Regions from separate parts of the Mus musculus genome. Here regions 1, 2, 3 and 5 are each linked to region 4. The links are chromatin loops, found by intact Hi-C in ENCODE. Cell type or tissue: left cerebral cortex. All regions are shown on one strand. Region 1 holds the start of Cacna2d3 (calcium channel, voltage-dependent, alpha2/delta subunit 3). Region 2 has its middle 45 kb from the start of Gm35281. Region 3 has its middle 85 kb from the start of Selenok. Region 4 has its middle 31 kb from the start of Selenok. Region 5 overlaps Cacna2d3 (calcium channel, voltage-dependent, alpha2/delta subunit 3).

Evidence for each region. A loop is a pair of places that touch in the nucleus more often than their neighbours do. Peaks named below come from ENCODE experiments on the same cell type or tissue, not always from the same donor. Only the 100,000 strongest peaks of a DNase experiment are listed, where the experiment ranks them.
Region 1: it touches region 4 in a loop (9-fold over the local background); 23 of 42 quality-filtered maps call a loop at or near these places.
Region 2: it touches region 4 in a loop (2.7-fold over the local background); 10 of 42 quality-filtered maps call a loop at or near these places.
Region 3: a loop joins it to region 4, with 2.9 times the contacts of the local background. A loop is called at or near these places in 4 of 42 quality-filtered maps.
Region 5: it touches region 4 in a loop (4-fold over the local background); 10 of 42 quality-filtered maps call a loop at or near these places.

The regions. Positions count from the first base shown.
Region 1 is chr14:29,720,207-29,725,206 of GRCm38, forward strand. It overlaps Cacna2d3 (calcium channel, voltage-dependent, alpha2/delta subunit 3), which reads right to left and starts at 1,658. Exons shown (of 38, transcript NM_009785.1): 1 at 1,440-1,658; 2 at 666-747. The coding sequence starts at 1,561. In left cerebral cortex, a CTCF peak has its summit at 2,380; DNase peaks (open chromatin) are centred at 281, 663, 1,426, 1,891 and 3 more places; H3K4me3 peaks cover 3,341 bases; H3K27ac peaks cover 3,040 bases.
Region 2 is chr14:29,839,350-29,844,349 of GRCm38, forward strand. No RefSeq gene overlaps it. Among named protein-coding and RNA genes, the nearest start is that of Gm35281, 45 kb to the left of the region's middle. In left cerebral cortex, no CTCF peak of the experiment used is centred here; a DNase peak (open chromatin) is centred at 2,292.
Region 3 is chr14:29,880,786-29,885,785 of GRCm38, forward strand. No RefSeq gene overlaps it. Among named protein-coding and RNA genes, the nearest start is that of Selenok, 85 kb to the right of the region's middle. In left cerebral cortex, no CTCF peak of the experiment used is centred here; DNase peaks (open chromatin) are centred at 2,105 and 2,927; H3K27ac peaks cover 1,079 bases.
Region 4 is chr14:29,934,808-29,939,807 of GRCm38, forward strand. No RefSeq gene overlaps it. Among named protein-coding and RNA genes, the nearest start is that of Selenok, 31 kb to the right of the region's middle. In left cerebral cortex, CTCF peaks have their summits at 2,887 and 4,984 (motif pointing left); a DNase peak (open chromatin) is centred at 2,859; H3K4me3 peaks cover 352 bases; H3K27ac peaks cover 503 bases.
Region 5 is chr14:29,440,805-29,445,804 of GRCm38, forward strand. All of the region lies in intron 4 of Cacna2d3 (calcium channel, voltage-dependent, alpha2/delta subunit 3), which reads right to left. Among named protein-coding and RNA genes, the nearest start is that of Cacna2d3, 280 kb to the right of the region's middle. In left cerebral cortex, a CTCF peak has its summit at 2,498 (motif pointing left); a DNase peak (open chromatin) is centred at 2,508.

The DNA.
Region 1 (5,000 bases), 210 kb before region 4:
CCAGCCTAATAATCAATTCTCCATTCTCATTACTTTACAGAAATATATGGACGCAGACCAATTTCCTAAGTTTGTGGACCACTCTCAGAGCTTATTACCCGGCAGTGCAGCTGAGTGGAAAGATAACCACATCCATTCGCCTTATCTGTAATGATGCAATGCACCCCAGCCCTGGGTCTAGATGATTGGGGAATAATGGGATTGTAGGACTGCAGGGATGACAAACAAAGCTGCTGGTATCTCGCCAATACACTGAACCCTATGACTCCCGAGCAAGGTGGAGGCTCCGAAAACAGACGCTGCCCGCCGGATTCTGCCCCTTGGAAGAAGTTAGCATCTTTTGGCCAGGGAAGCATCTGCTCTCGCACTGAGACAGCAATACCAACAACTGCGAGAAGAGCCATGCAAACACACTGTTTCCGAGCCCCAGCCAGGACAGTGCGAGTGAGTATCCTGCTTTTCTTTGTGTTTGGAATCAAGTGTCATCTAAAAATAACCGGTTGGTAGGGAGAAGTCACTGCACAGTACAATGCCAAGAACGGGAGATCAGAGACTACTCTGATAACTGATGCAGCTCTGGGCTCACGTTTGTTTGGAAAAACTAAATCTGCCTCCATTTTCTGTGCTAGAAAAATCATCGCTGTCTGTCACCACAGAAACCTTACCTTTTGCAGAAGCTGGGAGCCCGAGTACTTGGCAGCGATGGATTTTATCTCCCCACCAAAAGCGGAGGCCCACAGCTTCACTCTATGGGGAGAAAAGAGCAGAGGGAAGAAATGTAATACCAGTGTCACCGTCACACACGCGCACACACCGGGCTGTGGCTGAAAGAGCAGGGCGATAGAACATTAAAGGAAAAAGGAAAGAAAGATTAAAAAAAAAAAAAAAAAAAAAAACTCTCTCTTACAAACTACCCGCACCAAGATGTAGAGCGCAGCGCGGGATGGGGTCCGGGGTCACCGGAGTTCAGAAGGTGTAAAGCCTGGCTCTCTAAGAAGACCACGGGCTTTCATAGAAACAATTGCCTGGTTACTTAAACACCTAAAATGAGCATCACCTGGCAAATACTACTCTGAAGAAATCCACCCATCCCCACCCCCACCCCACTTCCCGGAAAAGTAGGATGGCAAGGTAGCAGAAAAGGGGACCATTAAACAGCCCGTGGAAGTTGCAGTCTGTAAACAGGCTCTAAACTTGGCGCTGTCACTTGAGGTGAACCTCTCCAGGTCTTACTCCCCAGCCCCAGGGAAAGGGCGAGAAGGTTCCACCCTAGTCTCCCGCCACTGGGTGCTGATGCTGAGAGGCAGGTGCAAGAGGCGAGGCCCGCACCCGCCGTGGGTCCTGCCCAGCCGCACCTGCAGGCGCCCAAACTTGGGCGCCCCGGGTCTCTCTCGGGCGCTAGCCGCCCCTCCCGGGGAGTCCCAACACCAGGCACTTACACGGAGAGCGGGATCTGCTGCTCGGAGCGCACCACGTCCCCCAGAGCGGCGTAGAGAAGCGCGGTGGCTAGGAGCGCCGAGGCCCCCCGGGACGCGCAGCACAGCGAGCCCGGCCCGGCCATCCTGGCGGCGGCGGCGGCGGCGGCGACTGGAGCGGCCGCGGAGAGCTGCGCCGGGCGGGCGGTGGGCGAGCGCGCTGGGCTGCCTGCTCCGCCGCGCGCCGCCCCTCCTGCCTCTCGCGCGCCCGGCTCACTTGGGGAGCAGGGGGGGGGGGGAAGCAGCGGGGTACGGGGGGAGGGGAGGGGAGGGCGGAGAGGAGGCGGGAGGGAGCACTGGGGAGTAGGCAGGCGCGGGAGGAGGGAGCGAGACGCGCCTCTTGCCGCGGCAGCTGCCCAGCCCCGCCTCGGCGGCCCCGGGGAGTCCGGCGAGCCGCGGCGGGAGGGCGGGAGGCGCCTCGCGGGCGGAGACTCGCAAACTCAAGTGTCCTTGGCCGCCACGGCTCGTGCCTCGCCCGGTCCGGCCCACTGCGGCCGCTGAGTTCTTTACAACTCCGCAGTCCGCCGCCACGGGCGCGACTCTCGGGTGGCCCCGGGCGGTCCCCAGGCCCTGGCGACCGGAGCGGAATGGGGGTGGGCGGCTCGGGAGCGAGGCCGAGGACCCCGATGCTCCACACTTTGCCAGTAGTTGATCTGGTCAGGAGCCCCGGGGACTGGTCAGGGGCGTTGTGGTGGGGGGCTGCGGAGCCTAGAGGTGGTGCGACCCCCTCCCGATTCCCCTCACGGTTCCTTGGGAAGAGGCAGAAGTCTGGAAGAAGCCAGCGGGCGGCGGCAGCGGCAGTGGACCGGCTCGTATAGCGGCAGAACGGGCTGGGGATGGGACAAGGGGGTCGGGTTCTAGGGAGTGCACCGCGGCGTGGCCGCCCATCGCTGCTCCACCGCCGCGGCGACTGGAGGAAAGCGCGGAGGGTGGCGCTGCAGTCGCGGCGCGGGCACCCGGCGGCCGCACAGCTACCGCTGGCGTTCCGGACCACGGGCCGGGGTGCTTTCAAGCCTACTGAAGCTCGGGGTCCGGGGTCCGCACTGCTACACGGTGCACCCAGGGACCAGGATGCCCGGGCGGGAAAGGAAGCAAACGCAGCGGAAAGTCCAACCTGACCGGCAGACACCCTTAATTCTGCGGGGGGAGGAGGGGGGTTCAGATTGCTCCGAGCACGGAGGTTCCGCACACCAGCCCCCGCCCGGGAAGAGGCAGCTGAGCGCGGGCGAGGCTTCTGAATACCCACAGGGAAAGCCCCAGGATGTCTCTTTTGCCGCGGCCCCACCCTTAGAAAAACCTTGTCCCCCATCCTCGTTCAAGCTCTAGGGTGTGACTAGGAACTTTGTGGAGCCCTCGCGCGGGCTGACGGTAAAGACCCGAGTGAGGCTGAGTCATCCTCGCCTGGCGGAGCAAACTCGGGCGACCTGGGGCAGCCGTGCGCTCCTGACCTCGCCTAGTCTCCGAACGCGCCCCCGCCGCCTCGGTTCTCCTTATGTGCATGTATTTCCGCCTCTGGGATTTACAGGGGTTCTCCCCCCCCCCCACACCCACACCCTACCTAGTTCTTTGCACTCAATTGCAGAGAACTGAGTAAGGGTAGGGGTAGTATCCGGCTAGGATCCAGCATGGCTCTCCCTCACAGCAGTCTCCGGAAAAGTTATCTTGGTGGTGAACGGTTTGGATTACTGAGTCGAATGTGAGGGGCTCGTTGCCAGGCTTTTTTCTGAGTACTGGTAGACCCCAGCCTCCGTGGGCTTAAGGCCAGTCACACACCTACCTAGGGAAGCAGCACCAGGAACCCGGCCCACCAGTGCCAAGTGCACCCCACCCACGGGCAGTGTCTCCATGGATGACTAACTAGTTATAATGAATTCTCTGCTTCTGAACACACCTCCAGCCTATGAACGCATGCCAGCCCTTTCCAAACTGAACCAAGCACAGCCTGACCCCGGGGCTAGTGGTCCATATGGCTTTGACACTCAAACTGGAGGCTGGGAGGAAATTTAATTTTCTTGCCAGAATGCAAGAGTTTTCTAAATGGATGTTTGAATGAATGAATGAATGAATGAATGAATGAGTACATACTAGCCCCGATTCATAAGGTTTCATTGTCCCCTCTATGGTGGTGTATGGTAACAGCCCTTCTCCTGCATCCATCCGTCCAGTCAGTAATAGCCAAGCATCTTGGTCAAAAGGGACACAGAAGGGCATGCGGTGGGTGCTGGAGGTAAATCAACCAGGCAAGCTGCCCTTCTGGGATGTGTAGATCAGGAAGGGACAGGCTTTTCTCCAAAAGCAATAATGAGAAATATATAATTATGCACTCTGACAGAGTATCAACAATAGTGTGTATGATGAAAGAAATACATGTTCCGCCCTGATTAGTCGTGTGCCTTTAACTGATGAGAGATTGACACAGCAAAAGGATAAGAAGCAGCCAATGTGAGGGCACCAAGGTCGTGACCATGGTTGGAGGTTAAGTCACTATCCATGCCACTTGGCACAGGTGGACTCCACAGTTGTAGGGCAGCTAGAGATCTTAACCCAGAGAAAGGATTTTGAGAATTAGTAACTATTAAACAAAACAGTCCGGTACACTTACATTTAAGATGGATGCACTAAGTATTTCCTACTAGCTCAAAAATGATTTAAAGAATCTCAAAGTCTATTAAGAATCTGGGAAGCTGCCACTCAAGTCTTCTATTCCTTTTCATCATTACAACATTCCCTGAAGAAAGAGGTCTTAGTGTAAACTACCACTTGACAGAGAGGTATAATGACACCCAGAAGGGCTAAGTGACCAGTCCAAGGACCACAGCCAGTTAAAGGAAGGTCACATGGCATCAGTCCAGGGTGCTCTAAACAGCCATGGTACCTTCTGTGTTAAATGCAACATCCAACATTGAGGGTTTGGATCCTGCTATTTACACCTGGAAGCAGGCACTTCAACACACAGCTTTCAGCTGTAGCACAGAGTCCAGCCAAAGGAGACCATCCCTTGCTGACAGAACACCAGTCCTGCCTAATATAGAGCTCGCACTGGGTCCCGCATCAGTGGGCTGCTAGTGAGATGGTAAGGGCTGTGAAAAGCCAGCCAGAAGCAGAGGCTTTAAAATGCTCACCTGCTCCTAGTCTAAGAAACTCCAGGGAGATCCCAGAGAAGCATTTCTTGGAGGAGAGTTTTTGACATCCCACCCTACCCCACACTACCCCACCCCACCCCACACCTGAGCGTTTGAGCAAGGAAAACCCCTATATTTGTCATCACACCTTGAGGCTGTGAGGGTATTTAGTAAGTGGAAATAGGACCAGTCACACACAAACGTTATCCTAACCCTTAGGGATTTTCAAATGTCCCACTGGATATCAAGGAGGAAAAAAAAATTACACCTAGAACTACTGGAATTCAGAACTTAAATCTATTTTACCTATTAATATATAAATACAAAAGAGCTTGTGCATGGTTTTAATAAACTGAATGCCACTTCTGTGTTAAGTGAAGAAAGGTAACTTTGATCCTTATCA
Region 2 (5,000 bases), 95 kb before region 4:
GGTCCATGGTGTTGCTTAGATCTGGTCTGGGGATGGAGTCAGTCTCTTAGCATTTCTAAGAAGTGCTATGGAGGATTAGGACTTTGTTCTGGTCCCCTTCTTCTTCCTCTCCTCTCCCTCACCTTTCCTTCTTACAACCAAACATGTGTAAGCCTGACTGAACACAAGTTGAGGAGCCTTTCTAGACAGCCCATTAAAACTATTAAGATCTAAAAATTGACCTTGGGAAATGGCTGCCATCACATTATTACATTGCTTGGGGTGGGGGGAGAAAACCTGGCTGTCTTGCTTCTGATTTCTTAGGGCTCTCCTTACATGCTTCTAAATTTAGATCTCAAGAATTATTGAGCTTCTACAAGGGGGGAAAATAGTCTGAAGTCCTGCCAAAGCTCAAAGTAACTCTCCAGCTCTTTCTCCTAGAGTCCTTGGAAAGTGACTGGCCAAGGATTTTACAGTAGGGGCGGGGCTGGATGGGGATGCTTCCTCTTGAAATTGCTGGAGAAAGACAGGTGGACACAGTGAGGATTCCCCGCTAAGCTGACCTCCTTCCTTAGAGCCTAGCGATGAGTCTTTGTGGGCATGTATGGCAATTAGGAAGTGGAAGACAGACAAAATACCAAAACCCACTAGTGGGTATTTTTCTTTTTTTTTTTTTAAGTAAGATTCAAAACATGTTTCAAAGGTAAAGACATTCCTCAGTTCTTGACTTTATTTTCTAAGAGGGTTTCATGTCAGGCATTGGGCACCACTGGAGCAGAAATGAGAAGAAACTGAGAACCCTGATAACTATACAGAAGCGTGTGTGTGTGTGTGTGTGTGTGTGTGTGTGTGTGCACATGAACATGTGTGTGTGCGTTGTACATGCTTGTAGGACCAGGAGTAGGTAGCAATGAGAACTTAATCTGGTGCTCCAAAGTAGTCCGGGGACAGACCTGCCCAACCAAAGAGATGCCCAATCTTCCCTCCTGTCATCTCCTAAGGACAAAGTAAAGAATGACTGCTGGACATCCTGGATCTCTTCCAGAATGCTCTAAGTAGAATTGACCAACCCAGGGTCTATCTTTCCTGATCAACAGCTATGCATCGGGTATTGTACTAACTACATCAGTAGACTCTTTGGTCCCCATCACTAATCCTCACAACATCCCACTGCAAAAGGACCATCTCTCAGAAGAGACCAGATTGGGGTATGAAAGTCATTTGCCCCAAACAACACAACAATGAAATGATACAGTTCAACAACACAACAATGCCTGATACAGTTGGGATCAGAAATGTCCCCTAGCAGCCATGTACGAAAGGCTTGGTCAATAGCCTGAGGCAGAAGGGGAAGTGATGCTAGTTTAGGAAATAGGATCTCTTCGGAGGAAGTAGGTCACTATAGCCATGTCATAATGGAGCCTGACTTCAGTATCCTTTCACAACCACTTAGCTCCATCACACAAGTCCCTGAAGTCAAGGGAGCATAGATGGAAACCTCTGAAACCATGAGCCAGGATAAACCCTCATCCTTTAAGTTGATTTCTGGAGGCACTGTATCACAGAGATGGAAAGCTGACGCATACATACAGTGTCGGGGTTTCTGCACTTGCAGGATCTGTGCGCATGCCTGTGGGTCAGGAAGGGCTGGCTTCATAACTGTCTCTTACACGTCCCTTCTCTCCTGCCTTCGACATATTGAAGGCCAACCTATAAACAGTTCCCCCTTTGGGTCCCCGATGCTGAGGAGAGACAAGAACAAGAGATGGTGAAACTGGAGTTTCTGCCCTCAAGATGCCAGGAGATGCAAGTCTTCTTTCTTCAATATGCAAACTGTGACCAGACTCACTGCATGGAGGATTCTGGGTAATTCCTGAATGGAATCTGACCAATCACATTGGGAAGTGTAGGACCCAAGAGGTCTGAGTTAATCTGTAAACCTCCCATCTGAGGAACAGCCAGAGTGAGAGTTGCCATACTTGTGTGGGTAACAGTCTATGCCTAAACTAGGCATTGTCTACAGTCACAAAAGTGTTCTAAGCAATATCCGAGTAGTCACTTTTAAGCCACTGGGAAATCATTGGTGCCAATGACTGACATTTCCAGAAATCTAAGAGTTGGTACCGAGCAGAGCCAAGGGAAGTACCTGTGAGACGCTCCTCCGTGCCTACATCTGTGTTGTCTTACAGGTCTGACAGCTCAGCCTGGTAGAGCTCAGCCTGGCAGAGCAGGACAGAGGCAGTGTCTGAACAGACTCACAGATGGCTCGTCCTTCCTTGCTGTGCGACCCTGGAAGAGTTTACTCATCCATTCCCATCCTTGGCTTCCTCCCCCTAAAACAGCGAGCTGATACCACCTTCCTCACAGGATTACTAGAGCCTTAAATAAGAAGTTTAAATGTGCTGAATGCTACTTGGCAATGTTATTATTTCAATGCAAATTGCTCCTTCCCTCTACAGACTCAGAATCCTCCCTACACCCAATTTCTATTTGGAACTTAATTTTAAGGAAACAAAAATTTCAATACACCTCCCCCTCTCATCTGCCAGAGTGGCACATCCCCAAGTTGGCAGTACAGACTGAGGGTAAGGCTGTATGGAATGGGTACCCCCTACCCTCTGCTTTGTGGTTATGTAAGTGCTGCAAGCCTGGGGCTGAAACCCTGACAGTAGCCCCTGCCCTTAGCTCAGCAGACTTACTTCCAGCAACCTATCTTAGAGATACACCAGCAAAATGAACAGAAAGACACAGGTCATGTTGACCAATGGCAATGCCTAGACTTCATTGCTCCAGATTTGAAGAAATCAATTGTAAACATAAGATTGACAAATGAGCACAGATTGGGTGTTTGACAATCCCTGGGAACTGCCATTGATGTGGTCATAGTCCTGTGGTTTTGTTTTTCTTCTCTTAGAGGTAATTGCTGAAATATTTATGAATGGAATACAATGTCAGATATGCTTAAAAATAGCCAGGAAGAGGGAATGTGTGGGTAACAGCACTTAGAGGTTTATTATAGAGTCTTATTTTCTGTGTTTGGTGAGAGTTCCCATAATCAAATCAAGACAGTACAGATAAAGAGGAAACCCTACCAAGCTCACCTTATTCCTGGGCTCTTCCCTCTCCCAAGGAAGTCTTGGCTTCCAATGGCTCTGAAGCCTTCCACACATTTTCTGAGCATTTAAGTACTATCTGTGTACTCACAAGGGGTAGAGCATGCCAATTGTCTATTAAACTACAGGGGTTTGTTTTTTTGGGGGGGGAGTTGGGTTTTTTTTGTTTTTGTTTTGGTTTTTGGTTTGTTTTTTTTTTTTTTTTTGGTTTTGGTTTTGGTTTTGGTTTTTGTGTTTGTTTGTTTTTTTTTTGGTTTTTCGAGACAGGGTTTCTCTGTAGCCCTGGCTGTCCTGGAACTCACTTTGTAGACCAGGCTGGCCTCGAACTCAGAAATCCACCTGCCTCTGCCTCCCAAGTGTTGGGATTAAAGGCGTGCGCCACCATGCTCTGCTCAGGGGTTTGTTTTGTGTTGTGTTGTGGTAAATATTTAACGTCGATTGGGGGTTTCTACCACGCCTTAGATCACTCAGTTCCCAGATAAAAGACATAAAACCTTTACATTTATAATAAGCTTTTAAGCACTAGAGCTGGGCAGAGCTCTATGCTATTATGTCCACTTCCCTGCCAATAACCCTGAGATATGACTTACCTTGTTCTGCCTGGGCCACTCTTACCCTGACTGGCCAGCCCTTGTGAATCCCTTACCCCATGGTAGTTTTTTTTAGTTTTTGGTTTTGGGGTTTTGAGCTTTGGGTTTGGGAGGGGGTTTTGTTTTTTGTTGTTTGTTTGTTTAATTTACAATGGTGACATCCTTCTCACTGGTTAGCTCATGGTTTCGCCCAGTCCTGTGTCAGGGAGAGTCTCTGTTATCAGTACCCAGAGATCTCTGTTGTTTTCCCATTGCTACATAAGTGTCATGGTAAGTATGCTGCAGATATTTGCATGCCCCCATAATGCTAAGCATTTCTGGTTGTCCCCAGCTGGTTTACTGCAAACAATTCTGCGGTGGACTTTCTTGAACGTATCTACCCATATATGAGAGGGGCTTCTCCTGGGGAGGGTGTAAGAGATGGATCAAGAGCTGGTGAAAAGGCTCAGCGGGTTTAAGTGACTGCAGCAGAGACTAAGGATCTGACTTTGATCCCTGGATGAACCCATATAGTTCAAGGAGAGAACTTATTCCCACAAGTTGTCCTCTAACCACAATCAAGCAGGCTCACACAGAGGCAAATATACATACAAACATAGATATCCCTCACGGGTGTCCCCAGAGCCTTTGCCTCCTAGATGAGTCTAAATCCTGACAGGTAATTAACACTAACTATGGTACACATTTTAATAAAATAGCTTCCCTTTCACAAAGCACTCGTGGGTGGAAGACCTGCCCCTCAATTGCTCCCAATTCCCGCCACACTTACCAAATTCATATAATGTTTACCTTGGCAGGCAATCACTCATACCCAACCTCCTTGACCTCAGGATCTTGTGGAGGAATCCTGACAGCCTTTCCGTTCCCTAAACCAGCATCTCTCCTGGAACACATTCAATAGAAGCATCACTGAGTGAGTGACAGGGGAAAGACATGGTTTTAGGGCACTTAAACAACAATGCCCTCCTAACTGTGGGGCTCAGCTGGCCTCAAAACTAAACACATCCCTAGAGGATGACAAAGAGAAGAAGACACTAGCCCTGTGGCTTCATCTGTCTAGGTTAGTCTGCCTGGACCTGGTCACGATGCTGAATGAACCCCAAGGCTGTCTACTCTCACAATGTGACTGAATACTCTTCTCTGTGGTGGCTGCTTTTGCCAGCAGACCAGAGTTCCTGAAGGTCTCTCTACCAAGCATCTTCCTCTGGAGCAATTCCCGTCTTAATTCAGCCAGATGCAGAAGCACACCCTGGAACTTCCATGGCTCGTGTGCCTGTTTTCTCCTTCTCTCTCATCATTTTACTTCCTTCCTTAAAAA
Region 3 (5,000 bases), 54 kb before region 4:
TGTCATGCTTCATGTGTGAGCCTAGGCACCCCGCCCCAGACACATACACAGACAGAGGTACACATAGGAATATACTATACACATTCACAAAATAAGAAAATACCCCAAACTTAAGCAGCCATTCAAGGATATTATATGATCTGCTGAGATAGCTCAGTGGATAAGGGCAGCTAAGCCTGAGAATCTGAGTCCCATCCCCAAGACTCACATGGTAGAAGAGAACTAATCACAAGAAGTTGTCCGCTAACAACAATATGAACCAACCAGTACCCCCTCCCCCCCCCCAGAGCTCCCAGGGACTAAACCACCAACCAAAGAGTACACATGGTGGGACTCATGGCTCCAGATGCATATGTAGCAGAGGATGGCCTAGTCAATGGGAGGAGGGGCCCTTGGTCCTGTGTAGGCTCTATGCCCCAGTGTAGAGGAATGCCAGGGCAGGAAGCGGGAGTGGGTGGGTTGGTGAGCAGGGGGAGGGGAGAGGGGATAGGGATTTTTCCGAGGGGAAACCAGGAACGAGGATAACATTTGATATGTAAATAAAGAAAATATTTAATTAAAAAAAAAGTTGTCCTCTGACCTCTGGGTGTTATGTGCCTACACAGATGCATAGAATCACATAAGTATATAGAGTTATCTATTATATAAATTCCTAATAATAGCATTATATGTTAATATGTGAAGCTGGGCATGATGGTGTGTACTTATAATCCCAACCCTAAGGATACTGAGACAGGAGTATCGTAAATTCAAAGTTACATAGCCTGGGATGTAACAAGATTCTGTCTCAAAAGTAAAAGTGGTTTTGTGAAATATATTCACAATATATTATTATTTGACAATGACATGCTTAAACTAAGTTTAATATGATCTCCATTTTACAAAAACTGAAAAATAATATTTAGGCATTAAAAAAGTCTAGAGTTATACACCAAAATGAACTAGCAGTTATCTATCTATGAGTGGTTGGACTGTCCAGCCTGCTCTTTATACAACCTACCATATTAATTTCAACAGGTATTGGACATATGACTTGAGAGAGACACTAAGTCTCCCTGGACAACCTATTGACTTTCAATTGATCAGAAAAACTAGCTCTAGGAGGGATAGTTGTTCTTAGTTCTCAAAGGAGTCACAAACTGAATCACAATTCTGCTCAACAAACAGTTTCTTGAGAGGCCGGAAGGGTTAAATTCAAAGGCACATTATTTTTCAGTGGCCATATGTGTCTCAAGTAAGAAGGAAGCCTGCAGAGACGCTTCCAAATGTTCAAAGGACAAGTTTCCAGGTCTACAGCTGTGCTCTATTAGGGGGCTGTAGTCAGTACCCAGAAGAATTTGGCAGAACTTATTTGAGAAATGCTAACGCGCAACAAGAGCAGATTTACTAAATTTGCTCTTTGGAACACAGATACCAAATAGTCTAATAGAAGTGTTCCAGAGCTTTTAGTAGATTTTTGTTTTCTTGTTATTTAGTTATCAGGGTGTGTGTGTGTGTGTGTGTGTGTGTGTGTGTGTGTGTGTGTGTGTGTGTGTAAGAGAGAGAGACAGACAGACAGAGACACAGAGAGACACAGAGACAAAGAGACAGAGACAGAGAGACAGGAAGACAGACAGGCAGGTAGGCAGGCAGGCAGAGAGATGTATGCCATCTGTGGCGGTCAGAGGACAGCTTGCAGGAGCCATTCATTCCTTCCACCATACAGGTCCTAGGGTTCAACTCAGGTTATTAAGCTCGACTGCAAGCACCTTCACATACTGAGCCATCTAACTGGCCCTCTGTGGGGCTTTGGAAACTGGCCTTCTGTGTGGCCTCTTCCAGTTTCCTGAGATGAGGAGTGGGTGGCTCTCTTGACAGGGAGAGCCGTGTGAAAAGCATGCCACCTGGGCTTGGCCATCATTAACAGCATCTCGAAAGCATCTAGAACCAGCCTCCTGTTTCCAAAGGTTATGAGTCTTGCTTTAGTGTCTCTTCTTTCTCCCAAATAGCAGCAGTGAGCTGGCAGCGAGAACACGTCAGCGGCCTCTCTCTACCGTGGTGGGATCTTTTTTTTTTTTTTTCAGTCACATGGAAATCAACAAGAAAAAAAAAGTGGTTGGGGTTTCAAACAGCTTTATGCTCCCATCTGGAGTCCAAAAAAGGCTCATTTAACTTAACACAGCCACATTTTTCAAACACCTGGTTCTTCATTGGCATTCTGTTAAAGAAAGAAGGAGGAAAAAGCAGCTCTTACAAAACAGGAATAAGATCTCAGTTATTGTTTAACTGCTCTGCAGCAAGCGTGTGTGACGAGAGATCCTCGCTTTCTATGTGTCCAAACCCTCCAGGTACAGACATTACGTAATTAATAGCACCACCGTGACCACCTCCACCACCCTCTGCAGAGCACTCTATGTGGGCACTGGCTGGTTAATTTACATTCCACAGCAACTCAGGGAGTCAGCTTCAAAACAGAAGAGTTCAGAGATGTTAAGCCACTGGCCCCATTATCCTGGGTGGGTGGGAGGCAGCACAGCTAGGTTTCCTGTCTTGATCCACCGGTTCTCTCCATCTTGACTTCCTGAGTGCAGGGACTCTAGGTGTGGCCCACCATGCCCGGCCTCTTTAATGTGTACACTTGAGTGGTATTGAGTATATGTAGTGTTGTGTAACATCGCTACTATCCCCAAACTGTTTTGTTGTTGTTGTTGTTGTTGTGGTGGTGGTGGTGGTGGTGGTGGTTGCCATTTCTAAGACAGGGTCACACTCTATATCCCATGACCTGTCACTCGTGACAATTCTCCTGCCTCAATCTCCTGAGTGTTGAAATCACAGGCATGAATGTCTGTGGTTCTAAAACATTTTATCAGGCAGATCAAGCTGTGTAAAAAGCAGTGACTCCTCTTCCCCTCTCCCCAAGCCTCAGTGTTCTGCTCTATTTCTATAAATGTGTCTATTCTAGGTTCACCATTCAATAATAGCCATGCTATGCCTAGCTTTCTGTATGAGTCACTTAGCACACTGTCTTCCTGTTCATTTATGAAGTAGTGTGTATTAAACATGTTTCCTCTTTTATGCTGAATGGTTATCTATCATATGTGTACATAATATTTAGCTTATCCACTCAGTTGAGAGACACTTGGATTATTTTCACCTTGGGGCAACATGAATGTTTCAGGGGACCCTAGTATATGAGTAACTATTTGGTTCTTTGTTTTAAATCCTTTAGGGTATATGACTAGAAATTCAATTACCAAGTCATGTGGATATTCTGCATTGAATCCTTCAGGAACCTAGATTTACTCCATGTAGGAATTGATTTTTGTGTGTTTGTGATAAGACCTTACTATATAGGATGCTGGCCACATACTCACTATCCCCCTGCCTCAGCTTACAGATATAGATATAGATGATATAGAGATAGAGATATAGAGATAGAGATAGAGATAGAGATAGAGATAGAGATAGAGATAGAGACAGAGACAGAGACAGAGACAGAGACAGAGACAGAGATAGAGATAGAGATAGATGTCTTGTGTCTGAAGTACAGTCACTTTCCTCACTGCTGTGATAAAATACACGACAAGGCAACTTCATGAAGAAAGGTTTACTGTGACTCAGAGATTGAGAGTACAGTCCATTGTGGCAAAGTAAGCCTGGCATAAAGAACATGAGGTAGCTGGTCACAGTGTGCCCATACTCAGGGAGCAGAGAGAGAACGCACTGGTCCTCAACTCTTTTTATTGAGTCTAAGCCCCCAGCCCATGGAATTGTGCTATCACATTTAGGGTGAGGATTCCTATCATAATCCAACCCTACAGGCTTACCTTGAGATTTATTTCATGTTGTTCCTAAGTCCCATCAAGTTGATGTTCATTGTATCTGATTATGATCTCAATGTGCATATCAAACATATTCACACATGAAAGCAGGAGAGAAAGAGAGGGAGTGGAAGAGAGGGAGAGAGTTATTTTAGACTCCATCTCCATCATAACTCAAATAATGGGCAAATCCTCTCATTGCATATGGCTTCTTTGTAAAATGGCAACAACCAAGTTCTGCTGAGTATCTAAAGCCTGAGTCAAAGGCCACACACCTGTCTGCAATAGGCCATGGACAAATGGGAACTTGGCACTTCTCATCACAGAGAAAGGAGAAACTTGGTTTTGACACGTAAAATAGAATGCCTCTTTATGTCCAACTCACCAGTGACAAGGAAAAGCAAAGCCACCTCAGGACAAGACCGAGGATTTGAGCTACCTCAGTGATAGCAAGATGTGTAGCTTCCTGGTTTCTGCCCAGTATGGGCAGGCTTACCTGCCATGGTTAGTTTTTCCTGTGCCCACAGAGCCATGAATCAATCAACCCAAGTCTGCAATAACACTGCCTGACTGCATGTGGCTCAGAGCACTAAACATTTAAATCCAATTTACCTGGATGGCAGAGATCAGAGACTGAGGCATTTGCATCGATAAGAAAGGACACCATTTACTGCAGAGATTTTTAAAATATTATCTGTGGGTCCACCTCGGATAGAGTTCATGAAACTGCTATAGTCTGGAGGAATGCTCGTAGAATCCATGTGACCAAGGGTTATTTTCTCACTCCTCAACCCTCTCAGTCTCAGAGAAAAATCCAGGGTTGCTCTCTACTCTGAGTCTATTGTCCTTAAGAGACAGTCAGCTGGTGTCCAAGAGCTGTGATAACTCACACCCAGAGGACAGTTTAAGAAACACAGCTTAATAAAATGAATGGCTCTTCTCATCAATTTTGCTTCGGACTCATTTGCATATAATGGCTTTTTATTCCCTTTAGTGACTGTCACAATCATGGCACTCAACACCATCACTTGCTGTCAAGGTCGGTTTCTGGATTTTCATCCTGCTTCCTAAGAGATCACGATATATGGTCCTCTTTTCCAGTAAAAGACAAAGACCTACTGAGAGGGAAACTGAATCGATGAAACAGAGCCCACCCATGAGTAATGACAGCCAGAGAGAACAAACACTTTTGTTTGTTTG
Region 4 (5,000 bases):
TAATAATAATAATTGAAAAAGAAGGTAGGGGTTCTTCATAAATAAAAATCAGGCTGGTGAGATGGGTTGGCAGATTAAAATACTTTCTGTACAGATCTAACAACTGAGTCACATCTAGGAGCCTTCACAATGAAAGAAGAGAACCAACTCCTGGAAGGTATCTTCTGACCTACACATGTGTGTTATGTGCACGCGGATACACCCACACTTTTAAAGAAGAAGGAGATGGTTTAGCCAGTCAAAAGCTGCCCTCCCCTGCCCAGGTAAAACTGTAAGGGCTTGGTACCCAGGAGGACACAGGAGAGAAGGGAAGCCAGAAATCCAAAGCAGAGTGCTGCTGGATGCTGAGATGTATATACCCTGGATCAAACTCAAGATAAAAAAGAGCATCCATCTCCTGCAGATAACCCTGGGCATTTGAGAAAGGGAGAGCCACCCTCTGATCCCAGGAAGCCTAGGGTATAACTCATTGCAGGTTCTCCAGGTCCTGTGTGGTGAAGAAAGTGTGCGTAGGCAGAGGAGGCAAGGTGCCTTACCACGGAGCAGGATACCTCCATGACACTATGAAATCAAAGAGAACTCAGGAACAGAAATTTCCACAGCCCAGCTTAGGGCCAGAGCTGTGCACAGCATTGAGCACTGACCCTGCCTGCCTCCTGGCCCCCTGATCACGGTCATTTCAGAGAGGCAGCCTTAGAGTCCCTACCTGGCAGAGGAAGAAATACAAGCCTTTGATTAAGCAGTGTGCTCAAGGACACAGCTCAGCAGTACCGGTGCCAGGACTTGAATGCACTCTCCCAAGCAATAAGCTATGTTGCTCCCTGTTATGGAGGATATTCTATCTTTCTCCTGGCTGAGAGATAGATGAGGTGGAGACCTGTCTTCATGCCTCGTGGCATGCAGAGGATGGCAGCAAGCCAAAGGCAGGAACCCAAGCAGAGAAGGAGACAATTCAGATCGTCCGTCAGCATTGTTCTTCATGACAGTTAAGCTAATGGAAGCCACAAAACACAGCCAAGAAAATTCTTTTTTTTTTTTTCTTCCTTTGATGATTGGGATCCGGTTGTCTGGGGGGTCATTTAAAGCCTCTGGCATGTGTGTGTCTTGAGCCCTGGTGCCCTCATAGCCGGGCATCCCTCAGTCTGCCTAGCTTCACCGGAAGGATGCTTCAAGGGGAAGGGAGAATTCATCTGGAAAATGAAGAAGAGCTTCGGAGCAGATTGTCAAGACGGAATGGTGACCAAACCACCCACGAGGCAGCATCCACTTTTGCCTACAGCAAGCATGTCAGTGTATTTGCGCAGAGGATAACCTGCCTGCACAGTTCAGGAGTGAGGGATTCAATCAGCATCAGGACCACAGGGCCAGTGATAAGGTGTGGGTTCCCACACTAAGGCGGCTAGCATTCGAATGCTGGCTTTGGGACCCTGGGTGAAGTGACTGACTGACCTCAGAGTGTAAATGTCTCATACGTAAAGAGCAGCAGTGGCTTCCCCATGCAGGGTTGTCAAGATGGTAAAATCAAATGAGCCCTGAAGTATGTCCAGCACTATGCTTGGTACATGGCAGTCACTTGGTCATCCTATGTGCAGAACAACTCCACCCTCCTGGTTTTCAGGCTGTTGGCCAACTCTACTTGTTCCCAAAGCTCGGGAACAGCCAGCTCCTATTAGAACCCAGAGTTCAGCTATGTGCAGTCTCTCCTCAGTTCTTAAGCACTGGTACCTCAGGCTTTCAAACAGTGCATGAACACCAGCAGTGGTGGTGCCTGGGAGGCAGAGGCAGGTGGATCTCTGAGTTCGAGGCCAGCCTGGTCTACAGAGTGAGTTCCAGGACAGCCAGGACTACACAGAGAAACCCTGTCTCCAAAAACAAACAAACAAAGTGTACAAACAACCTCAATATGAAAGTCTTTTTACATTTTTGTCACAGGGATATTGGGCCAATAGGAAGAGATCTCTGAGAACTTTTAAGGACCTTGAACTCCAGGAAAATCCAAGATTGGAAGATTCTCTGTTACTGAACTACGTCTGGGTGCCACAAAGAAGCAGACTGCTTACATGCCTTCCTTCCTCCCTGCTCGCTCTGTAATGTTGTCTTCCTTCCTCCCTGCTCGCTCTGTGATGTTATACACCTTAACTTCTGCAAGGACTGTTTCCCTTATCTAAAAAACCAGTACGGCCATGCGCTCATGGAGCCAATATAGGAACTGTTCATAGGAATACTTGAGAGGACCCAACGTGCATCAGAACTGAAACATCAGCTGACTGGCTGACTGCCGTAGGACCTGTAGCGCTAGGACTCCAACGTTAGCCTTGGTACTGAGAGACAAAGCCAAACCAAATGAAAACTAAATGGAAAATAAAACAAAGGAACAACAGTCCCTTCTCGCTTAGAAAATCGTTTCCTAAAATCAGTTTCTGCTTAAGGCTTATGCATTGTGTTTCACAGTGATTCGCCTGAGGGGAGATGGTGGAGCCGCAGAGATTGGGGCTCAAAGGTTTGGGTTCCAATCCTAACCGGAGCAGGGCCATGTTAATTCTCCCAACGAAGTTAAAGATAAAGCTTGTGAGATGTGACCCCCAACGTTCTAAACACGCTGGTTCTCTATTGGGAGGGTTTTTTTTCAGTTTCTCTAAGAGTTTTTCAGGCAACAACCTCGCGCCTCTCCTTCGATGACGCCGGAGGCTTATCGCAGACGCCGGATTTCACAGCGCACTGCACTCCTCCTGCCGTAACTTAATCCACATAAATGCCGACAAAAAGAATATGGAAATGTTTATTTAGATAAACCTAAGAAACTGACAGGAACATAATAGAGCCAAACAGATTCTTCATTTAAGGCGCCGGAACCAGTCTATAGCAGCTCAATGGGTCCACCTGCAGACTAAAATGGAGAGCTCACAAGATGTCAGTGGAAAATTACTTCAGAGCCTCTCAGAGGGAGCCTGGGAAGAGCCTGAGAGCCCAATAAGAAGGGTTGTGGGGGAATAGATACTCATTTACTGCCTACTGTGTGTCAACATCCGAACTTCCACTCCCTTACTGACCGGTCCAGCACTGTAGCCCTCGTCTACCACAATGGCTGCAAGCATAACAGGCTCTCTTGCACTCTTTTTTGAGCATTCCATTCAGTACTTTATAGATACGCATTCATCAAGTCTTCTCAACAACCCTCTCAAGTGGGATTTGCCAGTTATTAAAATGGGAGGTGAGACACCAAGAAGCACTAATGATAAGACTGTAATTTAACCCACGGTGTATTCTAACCTTGCATGGTCTGGTGGATCACAAAATGATCCTCATATAAAGCTACATAGCTGCCAAAGGGATGGAAATGACCCTGAATTGGCAACACCGTGGGAGCATCATAGTTTAGACCGTTACAGAAATGTTCATAAAAGTAGAATTGTTTGGCTTTTTGTGGATTTTGTTTTGTTTGTGGGGGGATCCGGGTATGAGTAACGATTTTTACTGTTGTTGCTCGAGTGGGTAAATATATTTACATGGTTCAAAATTCAAAGGGAAAAATTGGGACAATGATTCAATTAGTACACACTTTTGTAAGCAGAGAATTTGAGTTCCATCCTGATGTTTAAAACAAACAATGTAAGCATCAAACAGGTGTGGTCACCCCTGCATATGATATCAGAAATGGAGGTGGAGACCTGCGGCTGGCTCCCAGCCAATCTAAGCAGACCAGCAACCTCCAAGTTTAGTGAGAGACACTGTCTCTAAATAAATAGGTCAATAGAAGGGAAAGTGATGTGGAAGGCACCTGACACTGGCCTCTGGCCTCCACAAACTTGAACACACATATCCATAATCACAAATTCAAAAGGGACCCAGCAGGTATTCTCTAGTCTTGCTCACGCTAGGCTGTATCTCTCCCTGGGGTCAAGTAAAGCTGCCAGTCTCTAGGGTAGCTTTACAGAGCTTTTCTGTTGCAGATGCAAACAGAAAAATACATATATACATACATACATACATACATGTATGCATAATACATGTATCGTAATACACACACATATATACATAATACATAATTAATCCACACATAATATATATATGCATATATAATACAAACATCTATACATGCATATGCATGCACACATAATACAGGTACACATATATACATACATACATACATACATACATACATACATACATATATACATACATACATAGAGGTGGAGAGAAGGACAGAGGGAGGGAACCCCTGTTACTTACAATCACACATTTCTGCACCCTGCTTGGCTCTAGGGACCAATGTCTAGAAATTCTTATGAGTTTCCTTATTAGAAAGTGGATCTGGGGCCTGGAGAGGTGGCTCCGTGGTTAAGAGCGCCAACTGCTCTTCTAAAGGTCCTGAGTTCAAATCCCAGCAACCACATGGTGGATCACAACCATCCGTAACGAAATCCGATGCCCTCTTCTGGAGTGTCTGAAGACAGCTCCAGTGTACTTACATATAATAAATAAATAAATCCTTGAAAGGAAGGAAGGAAGGAAGGAAGGAAGGAAGGAAGGAAGGAAGGAAGGAAGGAAGAGGATCTGATTACAGTGCAGACGTGGAATTGCTGGTTGAAACCCTGTGCGCTGGACAGATGTTGCTATGTTCCCTTGCACAGGTTGTCCAGACCATGTAACCCCTGTCCCTCTCACTGACGAGGGTCTAGATTACTTGAGCCAAGTGTTTCTAAGACTCTGCTTAACTGCATGGTCTGGGGTGGCATTGCTGATGAGAAAGGCAACTTTCAAGTATAACTACTCATGATTTCAGATTTCTACTTTCACCAGAAGGGAGAGATATTCCAGTGCTTGACTATTTAATCAAACCCAAACCTGAAAAGGGTAAGTTTTACTTTAGCGAAGCTTTTACTGGGATGTTTCCAGGTGCCATGATGGTTATGGCAATGGTGACATAAATGTCCCCCAGAGATACCCGTAACCCCCGAGCTGCGGCACAGCCTAAGGTTCCACCTAGTGGAAGGTGTGGA
Region 5 (5,000 bases), 490 kb before region 4:
GGCTAGCCAGCATCAGCGCAGGTCTACAGCAAATACAAGGGAAGCTGGTTTGGAGCCTAACTAGAGGGTAGGCCTGCGCATAACCAAGGGACCTGGAATACTCAGTTCACCTCCAGAAGCCAAATCCTGTCTAGAACTAAGCCAGCTTCTGGCTGTGTTGTGCTGGGAGGTTTAATCAAAGACAATTACTTTTAAATGTCAAACGTCAGCTCTGACAACAAAGAATCGTTAATCACTAATGCTGAAAAATCCACTGGGATGCTTTGGTTTTAACTCTACTTCTATTACCTGGATTCACTTACTGTAATGTGTGTGGGGTGTGTGTGTGTGGGGTGTGTGTGTGTGTGTGTGTGTGCAAGCATATTAAGGAAGTGCACTAGCCAGTCCTCTCCTCCCACCATGTGGGACCTAACTCCGGCTTTGCAGCAAGTGCCGGAGCCACTAGACCTTCTTTTGTCAACCCCATAGCTGCAGAGAACTTGGAATGACCACTCCTGACCGAGGCCAATACTTACAACCCTTCCATTCAAAGGGAGATAAAGTATTGGTAATTTTCCTGAACATTTCAGTGTGCAGTCCCACACACTGAGAGAGAGACAGACACACACAGAGAGACAGAGAAACAGAGATAGAGACAGAGACAGAGAAACAGAGATAGAGACAGACAGAGACAGAGACAGAGACAGAGACAGAGACAGAGACAGAGACAGAGACAGAGACAGACAGAGGAGAAGCCCGTTGTATCAGGGTAAATCTACAGAGAAGAATCAGTGTCAACAGAGATACCCAGTGAATGGTCACAAACTTGCATATTTAAGTTCACGGCAAAATTTGCTTGGGGCTTGAAAATCTTTTCATATTTCCTGACAAATGACACAGGAAGTTGTTGTACAGCTGTAAGACATTTTGTATTAAATACGGTTAATTCATACTGTAGAGAAAGGAGGAGGAGCTTTGTATTTTCCTACTTCCATGTGACCCCACCCCCCCCTCAAGTCTCAACCCTCAGAACTGTCAAGTAGACACTTAGGGGACATCCATTGCCTGATTTTCTAAACAGAATGACAGGACATTCATAATCAGGAGTCTTGGGCCTTATCTTTCCAACAACTGCAGAATCTAACCTTCCCCTGCTTACACTATCTTTATTTCATGGCTGCTGCCTTTTCTGCAATATAATGGAATCCACCAATGACTACTTGACAATTATCTCAAAGGAGTGCTACAGAAATATCCAGGTGCACTGTGTAAGATAACTATTTCCCATCTAAGGGGGTTCATACTGCAAGGTGCCAAGATAATGGGGACTGGGACTCTGCAAACTGCCATTTGATACCCAGTTGGTGACAGGACACTGATATGGTTAGAAGCCCCAGGACACCCCAAGTCTCCTTTCTGTTAAATAAATCTCAGAGCAGCAGAGAAGCCTGGAACATCTCTCACAGATGCACTCCCTTGTTGGAATCTCCCCCATAAAGGCAAGCTCTAGAGCATATACCAGGTCTAGCACAGAGACCCTGCCTCCAGAAGGTCCCTGCTCTCCCAGCCAATCAGGTGATGTGATTTCTGAGAACCAAGAGTCATAAGAAAAATAAAGGAAACCGCTTGCCGCTGTAATATTTACAAGAGAACTTTCCATGGGTCTCAAGCTTGGCTGGAAATTAGTTTTAGGACTTTTTTTTTTTTAACTTGATTAAAGCTAACCTTACTCCCTTTTAACATTCCTTTTAAAATCTGAGGGACCCATCCCATATTAGCCATGCTCTAGGGGAAAAAATGTAGCTCATTAGGGGTGGAAATCTGTAACAGCTGCCAGTCTTTGTGCTTTTGTTGTCCTTGTCTGGCCCAGAATTTATTCTGTATATGAAAGAAGACCTGCCCCACAAACCCACATGGAACCGCCCCTCCTACCAGGAGAGCTTTCCGCTAGTCTGCTTCTAAGTGAGGATGGCTGGGACCTTAACAGGCATCTGATCCCCACTGTTGGGGGCAAATCCTCAAAACTCAAATGCTAAGGATAGATATTTCCTTTCCCAAAGTAAACGGGGCATAAATCTGCGAGAGGAAAATCAACTGTACCAGATGAAGGAAATCTAAAGGAACTGCAGAAGTTTTGTGAAGACATGCTGACCAAATGCGTCAAGGAAACAAAGCCCAAGGAGGTTCACCCTGAAAAAAAAAATCAAGGAATGGAGCAACAAAGAGATGGATGGTTTAAATAAGACGGACTTTTTTTATCTTCCTCCTTCTAATTATTTATGTTTACAAATTCACAGAGGTAGAAAGATCTTGGAAGGGAGAAATAATGTCCATTTGAATAACACAAGAGAATGTCAAACGTGAGGAGGTAAAGGGAAGAAGTATGTGGAAGTAGCCTAACCTTTTTAAGCACATAAAAAGAAAAAGGAAAAAGAAAAAGGGGGTGGAAAAAAAAAAAAAAAAAAAAAAAAAAAGTCTCGACTGCATTGGTGTGAATCATCAGCGCCATCTAGTGGATCTCGGGAGTATGGTGCCAGGCCGCAGCTTAAATTCAAATTAGATCTCAGACCTCAGTGTCTCACCCTATCTTAACATTTTATTGCTTGCAGAAGAAAACTAGGTGACCTCCATTTAGTTTAATTTAATAAGTCTGCTCGAGTTTAGTCTGAAGATACGGATATGAAAGAATCCGTTAAGTTGCTTAGTCAACCTGGCAAAGATCACCCTCACCAGGGACCTGGGAATGCAGAAGTGTTGTCTGCGCTGAGACCTGGGTTGTATAAAGCTGCATTGTTGCTTGGATTGATTTAATTCCAGTGTAAGAAGAAAGGGCTGCACGGTAAACAAACACTGAGGTAGTAATTACGTGACCATGGCCAATGCCACTCCAGTCCTGTCAGGCTCATTATACCTCCGACATTTTTCAAAACGACTTGACATTTTTTCTGCATGACATGTTTTGGGCTGGATACAGTAAAAACAGCTGGTTGCCTCCTGCTGCCTGGACCATCCAGCACTGGGGAAGTGAAGAACTCTTAGCCTGGCTACAGGGGCTCTGTGGACCTGCAGGAGATGCTGTGGGGGTCACAGTGCCATACAGGAGGCCAGAGCACACGGGAGGGTGGGAGGGTGGTCAGGGATTTTGTATTCTTCCACTGTTGAGAACTGAAGGCACATATCCACTACACCCGCTCTTTGTGCCTCTGAGACTTATGGAATAACTGATTCCCCCACCCACCCCCACCCCCACCCCCATCCCAGGCCCAGGTAAGTAACCTGGAGTCTTGTCTAGAGGCTGAACTTCCTGGTGGCAAGGGGACACATCCCAAATTCCTGACTCTACATACAAACAGGGTTGCCAGACTCAGCAAATAAAGGTGTAGGATGCATAATAAATATAACTTTTTTAAGACCGATGAAGCGAGTGGTTCAGTAGAGAAGGTGCTCACCACTAAGCCTGAGCTGAGTTGAATCTCAAAGACTCATATGGTGGAAGGAAGAATCAACTCTTTTTTTTTATTATGTATTTTCTTCATTTACATTTCCAATGCTATCCCAAAAGTCCCCCATACCCTCCCCCCACCTCCCCTACCCACCCACTCCCACTTCTTGGCCCTGGCGTTCCCCAACAATCAATTCTTAAAATTGTCCTGAGACCTCCACATGTCAGGGCATAATATGTCCCCATAGACATATACAATATATGCAAAATATGTGAATATTAAAAACTTACTTATAATTTGTATTTCAAATGCAATGATTTTGCTCTCTGTTTTATCTGATAACTGTCCCCTCTGACTAGGAAAACTGGCAGTGACTAAAAGCCAAAAGAAATAGTTTCCCTTTTACTTTTTAAAAGACTAATCCAACTTAATTTGCTGCTGTTGTTTATTAGAATCTCCTTATATTTGTGACAGCTTTGATTCAGTGTATAGATGAGAACCACATAGGAACCTGTCAGATCTCCTAGAACTGGAGTTCTAAATGGTCGTGAGTGTGTCGGTGCTGGGAATCAAATCCAGATCCCGTGCAAGAGCCAAACGTACTCCCAGCTGCTAAGCCATCTCTCCTCCAGCTTCTTTTACTTTTATTTATTTTTATTTTTATTTTTATTTTTATTTTTAATAGCATCCTGAGGTAATCTTGAGACCCCATTGCTCCTCTTTACCAAATGGATGGCTGGTTTCTGTATGGGAGACTCAAATGTTTGCTAATTTAAAAACTGCCTTCTCGTTTCTGAACAAGCTTGTTAGGCAGCAAGTATGGACTGGCAACCACTGTAGCACTATGCAGGCCAGCTGACCAAGCAGGAAGTACTCCACCTCCATCCTTGCCCAGCGCAGCGGGCACACCAAGTGGATACTCCACACTCTGAAGCCATGTAGAGATGGTGACACAGAATGAAAAGAAACTAAAGGGAAGCTGAGGTGAGAAGAGGCAGGGAGAGGGACGAAGAGGCAAAAGAATAGCAAAAGCTGGGAAGCAAGACACCACGCAAAAGCCAACAAGAACAAGCGAATCCATCACAGGAAGGAGCAGAGCGGCCTGTCCCACCGTCTCCAGTGGCTTTTCGGATTGAACAGAGTGGAAAGAAATCAAAGGATAAAATTTGCAAACAGACATCACCGCCAACTGCGGTTACAAATTATTTTGTAAAATGGAAAGGAGAGAAGAAAATCAAAGAAAGCATGTTACACAGAGAGACCTATTGAGAATCAGATTTGACAGTTGACAAATTCACTTGTTCCTCCAGGAAAGACACAGCCTCTCTTCCTCTCCCTCGGGCATATGTGCACTTCCTTCTCAGGACTCAGCTGCTTGCTAACGGGGGCTGGTTTTTATGATGGGTGAATGACAGAGCCAGCCAGTGATACTGAAATGCTATCATCAATATTACCAGGCAAGGATGGCTCAGTGGGGAAGTGCCTCACAATTAATGCCACTGAGGAAATTATTTTCAATATTCAAAATATTTAAAGTAGAAAATGGCATTGCATTTAGTATGAGAAACAAAAGCATTA